Regions from separate parts of the Mus musculus genome. Here region 2 is linked to region 1. A link is a loop called in an ENCODE intact Hi-C map of the cell type or tissue named here. Cell type or tissue: left cerebral cortex. All regions are shown on one strand.

Region 1 (8,000 bases):
TCCCCTCAAGTTCCGACTGCCAGGCAGGTGGACTACAGATCTATTGACCTCTAGACTGTTCACCACTGTCAATGTGACTTTAACAGCCCTCAATATTAAGTTAGAGCTCAGCTCACCACTAGATAAGTCCCGCTGTCCATTAGAGTACCGGTCACTGATCTGACCACTACACTACAGTTTCACCTGGATCATTATAGTTCCACCGTGGGCCCTTAAACTACAGTCCAGCCCCCCTTGACTACTGGTGATGGGCACGCTTGCCTGGAACTTGCTACTGCCAGGCCGGAGGCCAGTTTCCCCATACTGTAGCACACACTGTTTACTTTTACTATGGTCCATTGTCTTCTGTGTCTTTTTTTTTTTTCCTTTGTTTTTTCAAGACAGGGTTTTTCTGTGTAGATCAGGTTGGTCTTCAACTCAGCTCTGCCTGCTTCTACCTCCCTAGTGCTGAAATTAAAGGAGTGCAGTACCACCATGTCCAGCTGGATTCACTGTATTTTTTTTTTTCATTCAGAGTTTGAGCCAGGCAGTGTTGGCCCAACTCATTTAATCCCAGCACTTGGGAGGTAGAGGTAGGTGGATTTCTGAATTCAAGGCCAGCCTGGTCTACAAAGTGAGTTCCAGGACATCCAGGGCTACACAGAGAAATCCTGTCTCGAACCCCACCCCCCAAAAATGTGTATTTGAACAGAGTCATTAGGCACTCTCAGAATAAGGGAATAATCACAGAAATGCTATTCTATTTTTTTTATTATTTATTTAATTATTTATTTTTGAAACAAGCTCTCACATAGTCTAGAACTTGTGTGGCTGAAAAGGGCCTCAAACTCCTGCTCCTCTGGTCTTCACCTCTGCATCCCTGGGATTATGTGTGCTGCAATACAGCTAGTCCTCCCCTTCATTCATTTTCATAGTTACTCACTAGTCACTTAGTTTTCTCAACCTTGATTTAAAAAGCACTGTGGTGTCAGATGCTATGCATGTCTTTGTCCCAGGACTGAGAAAGCAGATGTGGGGGGCGGGGGGGGGGGCGGGAGAATGAGAGAATATCACATTTTCTCAAAGGAATAGTCCAGGTTGCCTGGTTCTTTATCCATTTTCTGACCCAAGGAGTGTTCCAAATTCACCTATGTTCTAATCACGAGACCACATCCTGAGTGATACTTTCTACTCCAGCCTGTAAGGCTTTTCTCACTATTAATGGTATTCTGAGATAAGAATGGTTGGCTCACACCTGTAATCCTAGCCCTATTGAAGCTAAGGCAGGAGAATTTTGATTTCCAGGCCTGTCTGGCCTCCGAAATCAGTTCAAGACTGGTTTGGGCTATGCAAGCAGAGGAGGTGAGAGGAGAGGTTAACTGAACAAAAGGCTTTTGGACCTGACAGTAATAACTTCAGGAATATTATGAAAAAAAATCGGGAATTGCATACATATCCCACATATTATTTATCACCTGTTAAGTATGTCAGCCTCTCACTCATCTTATTAAATTCACAGAAATTCCATTTCATACTAAAGCTCAAAGAGGGTGAACTTCCTGAGATCGTGGGACTGGTAACACAGACAAGATGCCAGCACTGCTTAGCTTCAAATCTTCAGCTCTCTTTCACCATGGTTTTGTTTTTTTTTTTGTTTTTTTTTTTTGTTTTTTTTTGTTTTTTAATTCTTCAATGAGCCGGACGGTGGTGGTGCACATCTTTAATCCCAGCACTTGGGAGGCAGAGGCAGGCGGATTTCTGAGTTCAAGGCCAGTCTGGTCTATAAAGTGAGTTCCAGGACAGCCAGGACTATACAGAGAAACCCTGTCTCGAAAAAACAAAAACAAAAAAAAATTTTTAATGATGTTAAAAAAATACATTTGGGCATAAAACTGGAGAAAATAACAGAAAAATCCAAAAAGAATATGTTTGGGGATCTATGTAAATGAGCATTTTTGAATAATTTGAAAATGAATACCTGGGATGTGCAAATAAGATTCACATAACTCAGAAATAACTGAGTTTTGAGACTGCTAAGTCATAGCCCCTCGGTTCTATGTCTACGTTTTCTGATGTCCTTCACTTTTTTACTGTTACCCCGTGTCCTTTAGAGTATCTAGGAAAGCAGCAGACCACCGCATCTTAAGTGGACGGTTTTTCTTCTGCTCTTTGGCTAGAGTTTTATTCCTGAATGGTTTACTCTGTGCTTGTAACACTTTGTTAGTGTGAACTGCCTTCTCCTTTGACATACTAACCTAACCTTCTGTCCGAGGGCAGGCAGGGCTGGCTATGTCCTTCTTAAGCGAGAAAATTGCAACACTAGGGTTACAACGGACTATAACCAAATCTGGAAGGGAAGAAACTGTGATTTCATCCTGCCATACATGTTTACCTGAACGGTGGGTCTCGGAAGTTGTATGTTGTACTTCGTGGTGGATGCGAAAGCCCTTCAAGTGACCCGGGCAAGTGGGAAGCTCCTTATTTTGGGTCTGTTTAGTCCTGCATCGCCAGGAATAAAAGGGATAAAAGTGACAATACAGAACTGTCCTAACAAAGGACACCGTTTGCGACCAAGAGCAGAACAGGCCAGCGAAGAGCTGTCCGGCCAGACCCACCGCAGGCTTTCACTTTCGGAACCCACTAGAGGACCAGTCCCCAGGACATCTCCCTCCGCGAGCAAAACCGGTGCAGTCTGTGGGCAGCCAAGGACCGGAGGTCGGAGACCCGGGACACCAGCCCGGCGCCATCCCCGTAGTCCCCGCAGGCTCAGCGGCGCGCCCGACAACAGTCATCCGATTCTGCTGACATTTTCTTTCCGAGAAAGGGGTGGGAACTGAAGCGGCGTGGCGGGAGGCGGGGCGCAGTCACACCCTGGCCACGCCCGGGCGGCGACTCAAGCGTCCGGCCATCGGTCGGCCGCAAGTCCCTTCCCGTCCCAGCATGCCCCGGGCGCACTATCCGCACACCGCCCCCGTTGCCCCGCGCACCCAGGGGCACTCCGCATTGTGTCCCAGCAGAGTCCCCGGATGCCCTCCCGGGGCCGGCCGGGCGTAGCCACGCCCCCGCACCGCCCTGCGTTCACGTCACCGCTGACGACAGTTCCGGGGGAGCCGCGGACGGTGACGTAGCCGAGCGTGCCCTCTATATGAGGTTGGGGAGCGCCCGCGTCGGCCTTTTCCGCCCGCTCCCCCCTCCCCCCGCGCGCCGCTCCGGCTGCACCGCGCTCGCTTCCGCGCTGTCAGGCTAGCGCCGCCGTCCCCAGCCGTCACCATGATCATCTACCGGGACCTCATCAGCCGTAAGTCCCGGCGCCCGCGGGCCTGGGTGCGGGTGGGCACCGGGGAGGCCGGGGACACGAGCGCAGAGCTTGGGCCGGGAGCCGCCGCGTGCGCCGAGCCCGGCGCGGGAAATGGCGGGCCTTCGCTCGCTCACGGGCGGCTCTCTCTGTTCGCTTTCAGATGACGAGCTGTTCTCCGACATCTACAAGATCCGGGAGATCGCGGACGGGCTGTGCCTGGAGGTGGAGGGCAAGGTGAGCGGGGCGCCGCGCGCGGGGAGGCTGGCCGCCTGCCTGCCGGGTCGGCCGAGCCGGGCCGGGCTGGGCTGGGCGCCGCGGGGAGGCCGCTGGAACTCGTGCAATCCTCGCTGCCGCCTCCAGGCGGAGGAGACGCTCTTGCGGACCTTGGGTTTTTCTAGAAAAGTGGAGGCGGAGCCGAGCCTGGAAATAGGTCCGCGAACTCAGCGCCATCCTCTTTCCGGGCGAACGGGGACATATTGTCTATAAGACAGGTTTGCGCTGTGCGCGCTTAACCCGTGGCGACTCGAGAGAGGCCACAGCAACTTGGTTCCGCTTGATGAGAGTGACCACCTCTCTCAGTCCGGGCAGCGACTATTTGGGGGGAGGTTAAGATGTTTCAGGGAGCTGACTGATCGTTGCCGGACCTTTTTTTTTTTTTCTCTTTTTTTCTTTTTTTTTTTTTTTTTTTGCCCCTTCGACTAAGTTGTATTGTCTTTTTGTTTTGTTTTGTTTTCTTCTAAATGTAGATGGTCAGTAGAACAGAGGGTGCCATCGATGACTCGCTCATCGGTGGAAATGCTTCCGCTGAAGGTCCGGAGGGCGAAGGTACCGAAAGCACAGTAGTCACCGGTGTTGACATTGTCATGAACCATCACTTACAAGAAACCAGCTTCACAAAAGAGGCTTACAAAAAGTACATCAAAGACTACATGAAATCGTAAGTGACATAAACACCCCGTTTTGGTGGTCAGCTTCCTAGAAGAAGTTGGTTGCTTAGGTAGGAAGGGCTTAAGAAAGGAGGGTCTTTTGTTATACAGTGAAGGTTGATTTTCAATAATGTGAGCAAGCCGGTAGAAAGTTACTTTAAAGGTAATATAGGAATTACATTCTTTTAAATGGTTTCTTGTCACCTAGTAAACTATCATTTTGCTAGAAGACATTACCTATTGGAGCTTATATTCTTACTTTACTGAAAGATTATTCAGTATTTTGATGACCTGTTACTTTACTGTTTTAGACTCAAAGGCAAACTTGAAGAGCAGAAACCAGAAAGAGTAAAGCCTTTTATGACTGGAGCTGCAGAGCAGATTAAGCACATCCTTGCTAATTTCAATAACTACCAGGTAAATGGACCAAAGGGTTGTATAATAACTGTGGGATCCGAAAAAGTCTGTTTGCTGTCTCGTACATGGCTCTGGCTGTCCTGGAACACCCTTAGACCCAGTTACCTCAGCCTTCTGAGATGAAAGTCTCAGCCCATTTTGTGTAGCACCACACCAGGCAAGGAGCTGGTATTAAAATGATAGGCATTGCTTTCTTTTCATTGAGACTGTTATCTGTAGACCAGACTAGCCTTGAACCCAGAGGTCTACCTGCCAGTGCCTCTTAATTGCTGGGATTAAAGGTGTGTGCCAACATGGCTAGCATATGTGTTATTTTTGAGAACTAGGGGTTTTTCTTGCCAAATTTTGGCCAGGGGTTATTCTGGATCTGCTTTTTATAGTTTGATTTTATATTTGTGTGTATAAGATAGTCTAATTGTAGGTTTTTGTTACGTGTTTCTTAAGTTTTTTATTGGTGAAAACATGAATCCAGATGGTATGGTTGCTCTCCTGGACTACCGTGAAGATGGTGTGACTCCATTCATGATTTTCTTTAAGGATGGCTTAGAGATGGAGAAATGTGTAAGTATCTTTAAATTAGTAGTGTCAAGACAGGGAGTGCAGCAGTGATTCTTTGCCATCTGCAGGTGGCAGGCCTTGTAGATTGTGAGATCTTTATCCTGTGGGAGAGTAGAGCCTTGAACATGAAAGGGGCTTGAAGATGAGATTAGCTGGCTTGCTAGAGTGCTCAGGGTCATGTGTGTAAGTAGTTTGACACTGGCCTGGGATAAACTCACGTAGAATGAGTGTGGTCTCTGCCCCACGGTAGTTCAAGTCCATTTCATATTACATGCAATAGGATGTTTCAGTGTTTACTGAGGTCAGTAAGAAGGAATACAGAAATGTCTGTTTTATAAGGGACTGGTGGAGACAGTGTTCCTTGTCCTAGATTTTGGAGGCTTTTTTTGTAAGCACAGTAGAAGGTGAGTTTAGAGATGTACTGGAGAAAGTGGGTGACCGCCTGGGACAGTGGGGTAGGAGTGTTATTCAGACAACAGCTGGTGTTTGTCAGTAGAGCACTGGAGTGGGCAGGAAGATGGGTGAGTGCTGCCAACTCGGTGAGGGTCTGCATCCACTGATAGACCTCGAACAGTTTGTGGTTGTTCTTCTGGTTTGCACTAGGATGCAAAAGGAAACTCTCCCTGCGCTTCCTGCCTGCCTTTGTGGCAGTTCAGATTGAATTAGGGAGTACATCTACATGCTAGGACAGTTATAAGCTCAGGCTGGGGCAGTTGTTAATGCCATCTCTTTGTTTTGCAGTAACAAATTGGATCTATCACCTGTCACCATAATTGGCTGCTGCTTACCATCCATACAACACCAGGACTTAGGACAAATGGGACTGATGTCATCTTGAGCTTTTATTTTGACCGTGATTTATTTGGAGTGGTGGCATTGTTTTTTTAAGGAAAAAAAACATGTCATGTGGGTTGTCTAAAAATAAAGTGCATTTAAATCCACTTAAGAACTCTTTGCTGTGATTGTGCTGACCCTGTAGTCTGAGAAGCTAGAGCCTGGTTGAGCATCGCTAGAAAGCTAAGCCTCTTCAGTTAACTGCTGCAGTGGGGACTCTACAAGACTGGAGTGTGTGAACTCAAGAATCTCAGTTACAGTGAAGGGAGAGGTGAGAAGTGGACCCTGACTTTCATCACCTCCAGTGGAAGAGCTTACCAAAAGCACAAAAAGACCAACTAGTTGGAGACAAGTACTGTCTGCTCCTGGACTAATGTCAGATTCCTGGTAACTAGAATAGAGGTTGCCAAGCCTGGCCTGTGCCACTTTAGAGTTGTACAAACAGGGCACAGATCCATCGGGGAGTTCGGTACCTGGTGGGGTGGGATACAGTGAATACAGCGTAGTTCCTTCCCGGGAGTGCCAGCAGCCCATGCTTACTGGGGTAAGGTTAGATGACCCAGTCACCTGCGGGAATTGGGTCTTGGAAAGCCTAGAACTGCATAGTCTGCTGTAGGAGTATTAACATGCTTTGCTGTCTAAGGTTTGTCCAGTGATAGAAGCCTTAAAAAGGTACTAAACTTAAGAGGGTACTAGCACCTCTGCAATATGAAGCCCAAATAACTGGATACTAGGTATTGTGATGAAGGGGAAGTGTTGCTAGGTCTAGGAAGCCACTTAGCTGTCTTTGAATTTTAATGGGTCTTGAGGTCACTGGTCAGAAAGAAACTTGAGAAAAGTTCTAGTGCTAGCCCTAGAGAAGTGAACACAAGACAGCAGAAGCTTGGTAGGGGAGGAAGACCAGAACTCAATAGTATACACATTTCAGATTATGAGTAAGCATATATGTGTTTGTGCACGTGGCTGCAGATGCCCATTGTCAAAGGAGAGATTTCCTGGAGATGGACATAAGTATAGGGTACCAAAGGGCCCTGCTGAGCCTTCCTTGACTGGTTTGGGTTGTTTGTTGAGAGTTTCTCTGTATTCCTGTCTTGGAACTTGTTTTGTAATCTCTTGAGCTCAAGGCCTCCCAAGTGCTGGGATTAAAGTGAACAACAAACAGGCTGGGAAGATTGGTTTTTGAGACAGCTTTTACATCCAAGGTTGACCTTAAATTGCTGAGGATACTTTGCCGTCACCACCCATGACAATAGGCACGTGACTCTTGCTTAGTTGATTTGGTCCTGAAGTTGAATCTAGGGATTATGGGGTTAGCGGCACAGCACCAAACCTTGAGCTTCGTTCTCAAACCTTGGCTTTTTTTTTTTTTTGCCTTGATAGACCTTGAACTCCTCAACCTTAGTGCTAGGACCGGAGGCTTGCCCTACCATACCAGGTTCCTAACTTTTGAAGACAACTTTTCCTAATTGTCTCTGCAGTTTTCTGCAGTCCTGTTGAGTCCTAGTGTGTGCCTTGTGTTTTATATATGGCCTTATTTCAGAAGGGCAGGAATTCATGAATTAAGTTGTCTTGAGTGTGCTATTTTATTATAACTTACTTTCTAGTTATTAAGCACCCATGCTTTCTGCATAGGTCAGGAGAGTGCAGCACTTGATCTTTCTGATGTTTGGTGAAAACAGGTTTTGAGTAACTGTGTTCTGGGCTTTGTTGTATGTGTGGAACAATGGGGTGATGAGAAGAAAGGTTTTGGTGTTTGTGAAAGCCTTCGCAGTGTGCCACTTGAATGTAGGTGTGAAGGAGCAGCTATGGGGCTATCTGAAAGCAGACCGTGCAAGCCGCAAGAGTGAACATCTTCATCAACGTGTTGTGGGTATCCAGACAGAGGCTTCCAGCTGTACCTAGGAACTCTTGAACCTGTCTTAGTCTTTGGAGTTAGGATCTGAAGGATGGCAGCAATCCTACTCTAAGATGAGCTAACTTTGCCTTTG
Region 2 (8,000 bases), 60 kb before region 1:
GTTCCAGGACAGTCGGAGCAGAGAAGCCCTGTCTTGAGAAACTAGAAAAGGAACAAACAAATAAACATAAAGAACCAGAAAGCATCCAAACAACAAAAAAAAAGGTCTCGCTGAAGGCTGGGTCTGCCAGCAGGTGTGGTCCAGGCTGTGCTGACCACAGCAAACTGACAGAGCTCCAGTTATCGTGGGCTGTAACCTGTGTTCAGCTAACAAACCCATTCCTGTCTACGCTCCCCTGTAGAGGAGCGTCCCATTCGTATCTCCAACCTTCATGTGGGGAGTGATTTTCTGAGAACCCCAACTCTACATAGTGAAGACCAAGATGGAGACAGACAGATGTGTCTCAACTTGAGAACTGGCTTTACAGCTTTGCAGACAGCCAGAGTCCGGCGGTGGCTGTAGGTCATCTCCAACCACGCCTCACGTTTCGTCATACACTCGAAGTCAGACTGAAACCCACTGGCCAATTCTCTTTGCTGCATCATAAGCACAACACTGACATCAGCTGTCATTCAAATATTTGATGTCGGGCATTGCTATACATTTTCCACACAAAGGACTTGAAGCAACAAGCCTCCGAAAAGCAACTCTTCAGTCAGGATGAGGCATTGCAGCTGGTGTCTCTCTGAAGGACTGCGTGATCTTTCCTCTTCAGAATATTTTGCAGTCAAACAGTATCTTCCAAAGCTGTTAAATACACATGCCTGTGTGTGTGCTTACTAAAGACTGAGGGGTGTATCTTGGTGACAGAGTACTTAGCAAGCATGTAGAAAGCTAAGGGTTATATATATGAAAGTATCTATACAAAAAAACTCAAAATTTCTCCCTACACTTAAGATATATACTGTTACCCATTCTATTATACCATCTCTTCTATGATAATGAGCATTTATTTCCACCTGAACTTATTTGTACAACTGTAAAGAGAGGCCATTAAAGCACAGAACTTACAGGAAGTAAAATTAATAGGATTACATGAAATTCAAAGGCTTCTTTGCATAAAGAAAACAGTGAAGAGGTAGCTTACAGAAGAGGGTGGGGCATAGGAACCTTTGCCAACTACACATGAGACAAGGGATTAACAACCAGGACATATAAGGAGCTGCAGGTAAATGCAAATTAGGACTGCTTTGAGCTGGGCATGGAGCCACATGCCTTTAATCCCAGCACTCTGGAGGCAGAGACAGGTGGATCTCTGTGAGTTCAATGGCCAGCCTGGTCTACATAGTTCCAAGACAGTCTGAGCTACCTAGTGAGACCCTGTCTTGAAAAAAAAACCAAAAACAAAATAAAAAAATAAAACTGCTTTGAGGTTCCATCTCACTGCAGACAGAATGGCTGTCACCAAGAAAACAAATGAGGGTCACAAGATGGCTCAGGAAAAGTACCTGTCACCAAGCCTGACAACCTGAGTTCAGTCCTAGAGAGCCACAGGACACGTGACTTCTGAAAGCTGTTCTCAGACTCTGCACCTGTGCTGTAGGTTATCTCACGCATGTGACCTCATGTACACGGACACACACACTCACACACACACATACACACACACACACACACTCACACACACTCACACACACACATACACACACACACACACTCACACACACTCACACACACACTCATCCACACTCACATACTCACACACACTCACACACACTCACACATACTCTCACACACACACACACACACACTCACACACTCACATACACACAAATTAATTGATTTTAAAAAGATGGCAAATACTGGTGAGTATGACCTTAAAAGGAAAATATCACTCCCTGCTGGTAGAAATGTAAATTTGTGCAGCCACTATCAAATTAAATATGGAGGGAGTTCTTTAATTTAAAAAAAAAAAAAAAAAGCTGAGCAGACAGATCTCCGAGTTCAAGGATAGCTGGGCTACAGAGCGAGCTCCAGGGCAGCCAGGATTACACAGAGAAACCCTGCCTCAAAAATCAAAAGAAGAAAAAGAACTCCCATATGGTCCAGTTTAGGTATATACCCAAACAATTCCACGTTAACACACCACAGAGACACACGCACATTCATGGTCTATTCACAATACCTTGGGGCACAGAGTACACCTAGATGTCCATCAGCGGATGAATGGATATAGAAAATGTGTTCCACGACTAACATGGTAGCACTCACTTTCCCTCCCAGTACTTGGGAGGCAGAGGCATGTCAATCTCTGTTAGTTCAAGGCCAGCCTGCTCTACATATCAAGTTCTAGGCTAGCCAAAACTACATAGTGAGGCCCCAAAATACCTAGCTCCATAAGGAATATCAAAAATACCAAAAATAAATTAAAAATAAAAATAAGTGATCCACATATATGTCTTAGCTAGGGTTTTACTGCTGTGAACAGACACCACGTCCAAGGCAACTCTTCTAAGGACAACATTTAATTGGGGCTGGCTTACAGGTTCATAGGTTTAAATGAAATCAGGTTCAGTCCATTATCATCAGGGCATCTTCCAGGCAGGCATGGTGCAAGAGGAACTGAGAGTTCTACATCTTCATCTAAAGGCTGCTAGCAGAATACTGACTTCCAGGCAGCTAGGATGAGGGTCTTAAAGCCACAGTGACACACCTACTCCAACAGGGCCTCACCTCCTAACAGTGCCACTCCCTGGGCCAAGCATATACAAACTGTGACAATATACAACAGAATTTTATGCAGCCACAAGAAAAAATGAAATCACGGCATTTGTGGGAAAATGTATACAACTGAAAGTCACTATATAAAGGAATATAAGTTAGGGGGCTGTTGAGATGGCTCAGCAGTTGAGAGCACCGACTGCTCTTCCGAAAGTCCCGAGTTCAAATCCCAGCAACCACATGGTGGCTCACAACCATCTGTAATGGGATCTGACACTCTCTTCTTGAGTGTCTGAAGACAGCTACGGTGTACTTACATATAATAATAAATAAATAAGTCTTTTTTTAAAAAAATAGAATATAAGCTAGACTCCAAAAGACAAACATTCCATGTTTTATGTTCATAAATATATGTGTATGGGCTGGTGAGATGGCTCAGTGGGTAAGAGCACCCGACTGCTCTTCCGAAGGTCAGGAGTTCAAATCCCAGCAACCACATGGTGGCTCACAACCATCCATAACAAGATCTGACTCCCTCTTCTGGAGTGTCTGAGGACAGCTACAGTGTACTTACATATAATAAATAAATAAATATTAAAAAAAAAGAAAAGAGATTAAAAAATAAATAAATAAATAAATATATGTGTGTATTTGTAAGTGTATGTGTACGGATCATGTTACTAGGAAGACAGTCATGAGAAAGGAGGAAAAGACCTTCGGAGAGAAAGGAAACAGCTGATGGACTAGAAAGTAGAAGGGCCGGGGCCTAGCAAACACAGAAGTGGATGCTCACAGTCAGCTAATGGATGGATCACAGGGCTCCCAATGGAGGAGCTAGAGAAAGTACCCAAGGAGCTAAAGGGATCTGCAACCCTATAGGTGGAACATTATGAACTAACCAGTACCCCGGAGCTCTGGACTCTAGCTGCATATGTATCAAAAAATGGCCTAGTCGGCCATCACTGGAAAGAGAGGCCCATTGGACACACAAACTTTATATGCCCCAGTACAGGGGAACGCCAGGGCCAAAAAATTGGGAATGGGTGGGTAGGGAAGTGGGGGGGGGAGGGTATAGGGGACTTTTGGGATAGCATTGGAAATGTAATTGAGGAAAATACATAATAAAAAATATTTTAAAAAATGAGAAAAAAAAGAAAGTAGAAGGGCTCTAACTGGGCAGGCAGTCGATGGAGGGAGGGGGCGGGTGGGTAGGATGAGAAACAAAGCTATGAAGTCAGTGTGATGAAACTCACTGCTTTGTACGATTATTCTTTAAAATTGGCACTGCTAGTACTTCTGCGGGCTCTCCAAGTTCCTCTTATATAATTAATAAATCATTTTCATTTTGGTCTGTTCTTTCAGTGTACAGTCTTAAACCGTAATCACATACTCTTCCCTTCGTGTTCTCATAAATCTCTCCCCCATTACACTGTCTTTTCATAAGCCTTTCCTATTCCTATTCTTCATTAAAAGCACACAGTGAGGGGCCGAGAGATGGCTCAGCCTGTTCTTCCAGAGGACCAGGGTTCGATTCCCACTATCCACATCAAGTGGCTCACACCTGCTTAGAACTCCTGTTTTAGAGAATCTGATGCATTCTGACTTCCAAAAGTACTTCGCATATAAACTCACAGACACATAAATAAGACTGGGTGAATCTTTTTTTAAGTGTACAGGTAAAAAAAAGAAAAAACCAAACTCAACACATACTTATGAAATATGGTGTTTTAAAAACATTTTAGAAATAGTACCATTTTTTCACGAGATAATTAAGCCCATGTTACAAAAGTTGGCAGTGCCACTGCTAAGATCTAAATCCATGCCTTTCAGCTTCACACTAACACATCTCCGAATGTAGAATCTACAAGGGCGTTCGTTCTAGCATTGTTTTGCTATTCTTAGGCAAGAACAATCCTGACTACTGAGTGTTTTGCCTGAAATTACACCTAAAAAGCCTTTAAAACGCATTAGCACGTTAACTTTTCGAGCAATTCATTTGACAGGTTCTTGCGAACTCGCAAGCAGCAACCTAGCTTGTTGTTTCACGAGCAATTTGTGTGTGTGTGTGTGTGTGTGTGTGTGTGTACGCGCGCGCCCCATTACCTTAAAGAAAATGGACATTGTTTATTAACCGCCTATTTAGCAACGCTGATGATTGAACCCGGGACCCTGTATACAATAAATAGCTCAACCACTGAGCAACATCCCCAGCCCTACACCAGCAATTCAATGGATGAAGAGCCCTATCCCGGGTACTGAGCTCGCGGGTGCTGAAGCTGCACCGTCTCTGCCCACGGATGGGAGGGGCGCACACCGGTGGGAGGAAGAAGTGTCGCAGCAAAGGGTGCAACCCTTGAGCCTCCCGGACGCCCCCCTCAGCCATCCTCCGCAGATCCCGCAGAACCACTAGAACCCGGGAGCGAGCCCGGGTCCCAGAGCGAGCCCGGGCTCCGGAACCTCGTACCCACCGAACCCCAGCCCGCGAACCCCAGCGCACTTCAGCCCGGAGCAAACCCGCCGCAGCGGTTCTCTGGCCAGGTCCACAAGGCAGCAGCGCGGCCGGGAACTCACCCCGCGGCGGAGCTCCTCCTGCTACTCCTCGGAGCCAGTGCAGCCGCCTGGGAGCACCTCGGTGCGGGAGCGGAAGAAAAGGCCGCCGAACGGCGGGCGCGGCCCAAGCCGGGAACGGCTCCGCCCGCTTCTCGCCCGGACACGCCCACACCACGTTCTCATTGGTCACTGTCGACACCGGCTCCCTCAAGGCCACGCCTCCAGCCACAGCCAAGGAGACCCAGGAAGAGCGGGTCCCAGAAGCAACCAGACTGGGGTTCTCAGGCTCTCACTGCTGGGAACCGAGCTGCGGGCTGCTCGCTGCTCCCCACTGCCTTCGGTCTGTGAAGGGGAAGCCGGGAAGCCACAGACTCTTCTTCAGAGGGGCTTCTCCGTGTCTCCCAGAACCTCGGCAGTCGCAAAGAATCATCTTGCGTTCACTGTTTTTAACATAGAGCTTTATAATTTGAAATGTGCTGACTGAAAACTGAGAGCCCAGACTCACCAACGCTAGCATTTCGCAACTCTTGCATTCTTTCTGTGTCTATTCCTTTCACACCGAACTCTTGAAAAATTACCACTTATCATATACAAGAGACTGAGTACATTTTCAATCATATCCCATATAAATATGATAATATTTATATCCCCTTGCTGTCTCAAAAGGTCATCCACACATGCGCACAGGAAACTCGGGAGCTACTAAAAATCAACCCAATGCATCTGAATTCACCTCTCGTAAACTTCTTAAACCAGAGCTCTCGTTTTCTTTTTCTTTTTTTCATTAGCTATTTATTTACAATCTGACCGGAGCCTCTAGTTTCCTAAACTCTTCTTAACTTTGGCATAGTTGCGGTCCAGACCAATTGTCTTGTCAAGTTCTGGATTCGTGGGATTATTTCCTCGTGATTAAATTTAGAAACCTTTAGAACAATGGCGGATATTCACAAGACTTCCTTCATTTCTGGACATGCACTCTGCCAGTTTGTCATTGTTACCTACGGAGCAAGGTGCATAGAGCAAGATGCGGCTTGTTCAAGGTTCCTATCTCCTCAACAAAGCCCCTCCTCTTTGCATTGAAAACGGATGTGGACTGCTGGGTTTGTTTCTTGGAAGCCCTTGCTTCTGTGTCCTGGGGATGTTTTATCGTCTAGCACTCTCTGCTCTCCAGCACAATGCCTACCAGTTCTCAAAACCAGTTCTCAATAGTCCTTGCCGATTGTCCTTGGAAAGTTTTGTTATAAAGTTCTTCTGTGTGTTTCCTTTTATATTGTGTCACATAACATAAAACAGTGTAGTTGGGTTCTCTTTAGAAAAAGAACCAATATAATGACTATATTCAAAGGGGATTTATTCAGCCACCTCACATGATATGGTCTGGGTAGTCAGTCCAAGGATGGCTGCCTGCAATGTGAAAAGGCTGGGGGACCTGGCAGCTGCTCATACCAGCAGCCTGGGTGCCTCAGTAGTCCCAATCTGATGCCAAGGCTCCTGTAGAACCAATGGCCTTCAGTCCATCTTGGAGAGCCAATGAAGCCTGGTTCTGGTGCCAGCAAAGGAATTTAGAAGCAATGACAGAAGCGCTCACTAGCAAGAGGCAAAGGCAAGCAAGCAAAGGGTTTTCCCTTGGGGCTCCTTGTATATCAGCTTCTGATAGAAGGTATTGGCCACATTCAGGGGGAGTCTTCCCACTTCAGTTTCCCTGCCCCCACACATCCCTCACAGGCATGCCTAATCTAGATAATACCTCATGGGTATCCCAGGAACCTTGATTCTAGATCTGTCAGGTTGACCATCAGTGTTACCCTCACAAACAATATGCCTCTCACCGCAGATATTTTTTAAATTGTTCTTAGGTTTAGTTATTCCTGCTTATGTTATGAATATTTCGTGTGCATGTGTGTGCAAGTGCATGTGTGTTCGTTCACGTGTGATCATGACCTCTATGGACACCACATGGATGTCTGGTGTCCACAGAAGTCAGAAGAGGGCATCAGACCCCCTAGAATAGGAGCACAGATGATTATAAGCTGCTATGTGAGTGCTGGGAACTGAACCCAAGTCCTTTAGAAGAACAGCAAGTATCCTTAACCACTGAGCCATCTCACCACCCTCCCCAGATACTTTTAAATCCCGAGTGATGGATATCTCTAATTTAGACGCCTATACCATGGGTTCCAATCTAGCCTCCTCCTTTCTCTGTCTCTTTCGTCTAAGCTAGAAAATTCCTATTCCCCTTGCATTTACACATTTATCTAGTCCTTCTGTTCTATACTCTACACAAAGCCGCTGACTCTGTGACAGGAGTGACAGTGACAGGCTAGCGACCTGTGGGCTGTGAATGAATTCACCAAAGACTAAAGGCAAAAGTGGAGTTATTAAAGTGTAATTCAAGAAAGCCATGGTAGATGAGACAGTGGGCAGAACTACCTTGACAGTGACTTTCTAAGTGTCTCTAGAGATGGGGAGTTCTATGCAGGCTGTCGGGCAGTGGTTCAATGTCCCGCCACACTGGGGTAATTGCAACTAATGCTTATCATGGTTTGCAACACCCTGACCTTGAAGTAGCCATGGCCTTGCCTGAGTCAGACCAGCACAACCACCAGTCCTAACTGGCATCCACAGTTTGCAGCTAAGGCTTGTTATGATTAACTCTTTCTGTCGAGATAATGGTCCTGCTCAGAGGCAGTGGTGACCTTGCCCTGAGCTCAGCCTGCTCTGGGGCAAAACTGCCCTGTCCATCTCCGAACGAGCAGAGCTAAGACACACCAGTAGCACCGCTAGCAACAAACTCACTTCTTTGATTTGAGACTTCTTTGAAATTGTTTTAACCTTTATAATCTTTTAAA

What was found. A loop is a pair of places that touch in the nucleus more often than their neighbours do. Peaks named below come from ENCODE experiments on the same cell type or tissue, not always from the same donor. Only the 100,000 strongest peaks of a DNase experiment are listed, where the experiment ranks them.
Region 2: it touches region 1 in a loop (4-fold over the local background); 7 of 42 quality-filtered maps call a loop at or near these places.

Annotation. Positions count from the first base shown.
Region 1 is chr14:75,842,180-75,850,179 of GRCm38, forward strand. Tpt1 (tumor protein, translationally-controlled 1) reads left to right here and starts at 3,077. Exons shown (of 6, transcript NM_009429.3): 1 at 3,077-3,277; 2 at 3,438-3,511; 3 at 4,024-4,214; 4 at 4,515-4,620; 5 at 5,065-5,181; 6 at 5,920-6,124. The coding sequence starts at 3,250. The coding sequence ends at 5,922. Gm4285 (predicted gene 4285) reads right to left here and starts at 2,785. Exons shown (of 3, transcript NR_045294.1): 1 at 2,595-2,785; 2 at 2,372-2,478; 3 at 739-1,803. Snora31 (small nucleolar RNA, H/ACA box 31) reads left to right here and starts at 5,744; the gene lies at 5,744-5,855. In left cerebral cortex, a CTCF peak has its summit at 3,640; DNase peaks (open chromatin) are centred at 2,363, 2,993, 3,671 and 5,737; H3K4me3 peaks cover 4,070 bases; H3K27ac peaks cover 3,483 bases.
Region 2 is chr14:75,781,753-75,789,752 of GRCm38, forward strand. Slc25a30 (solute carrier family 25, member 30) reads right to left here and starts at 5,285. Exons shown (of 10, transcript NM_026232.3): 1 at 5,173-5,285. In left cerebral cortex, no CTCF peak of the experiment used is centred here; DNase peaks (open chromatin) are centred at 4,508, 4,890 and 5,313; H3K4me3 peaks cover 2,100 bases; H3K27ac peaks cover 869 bases.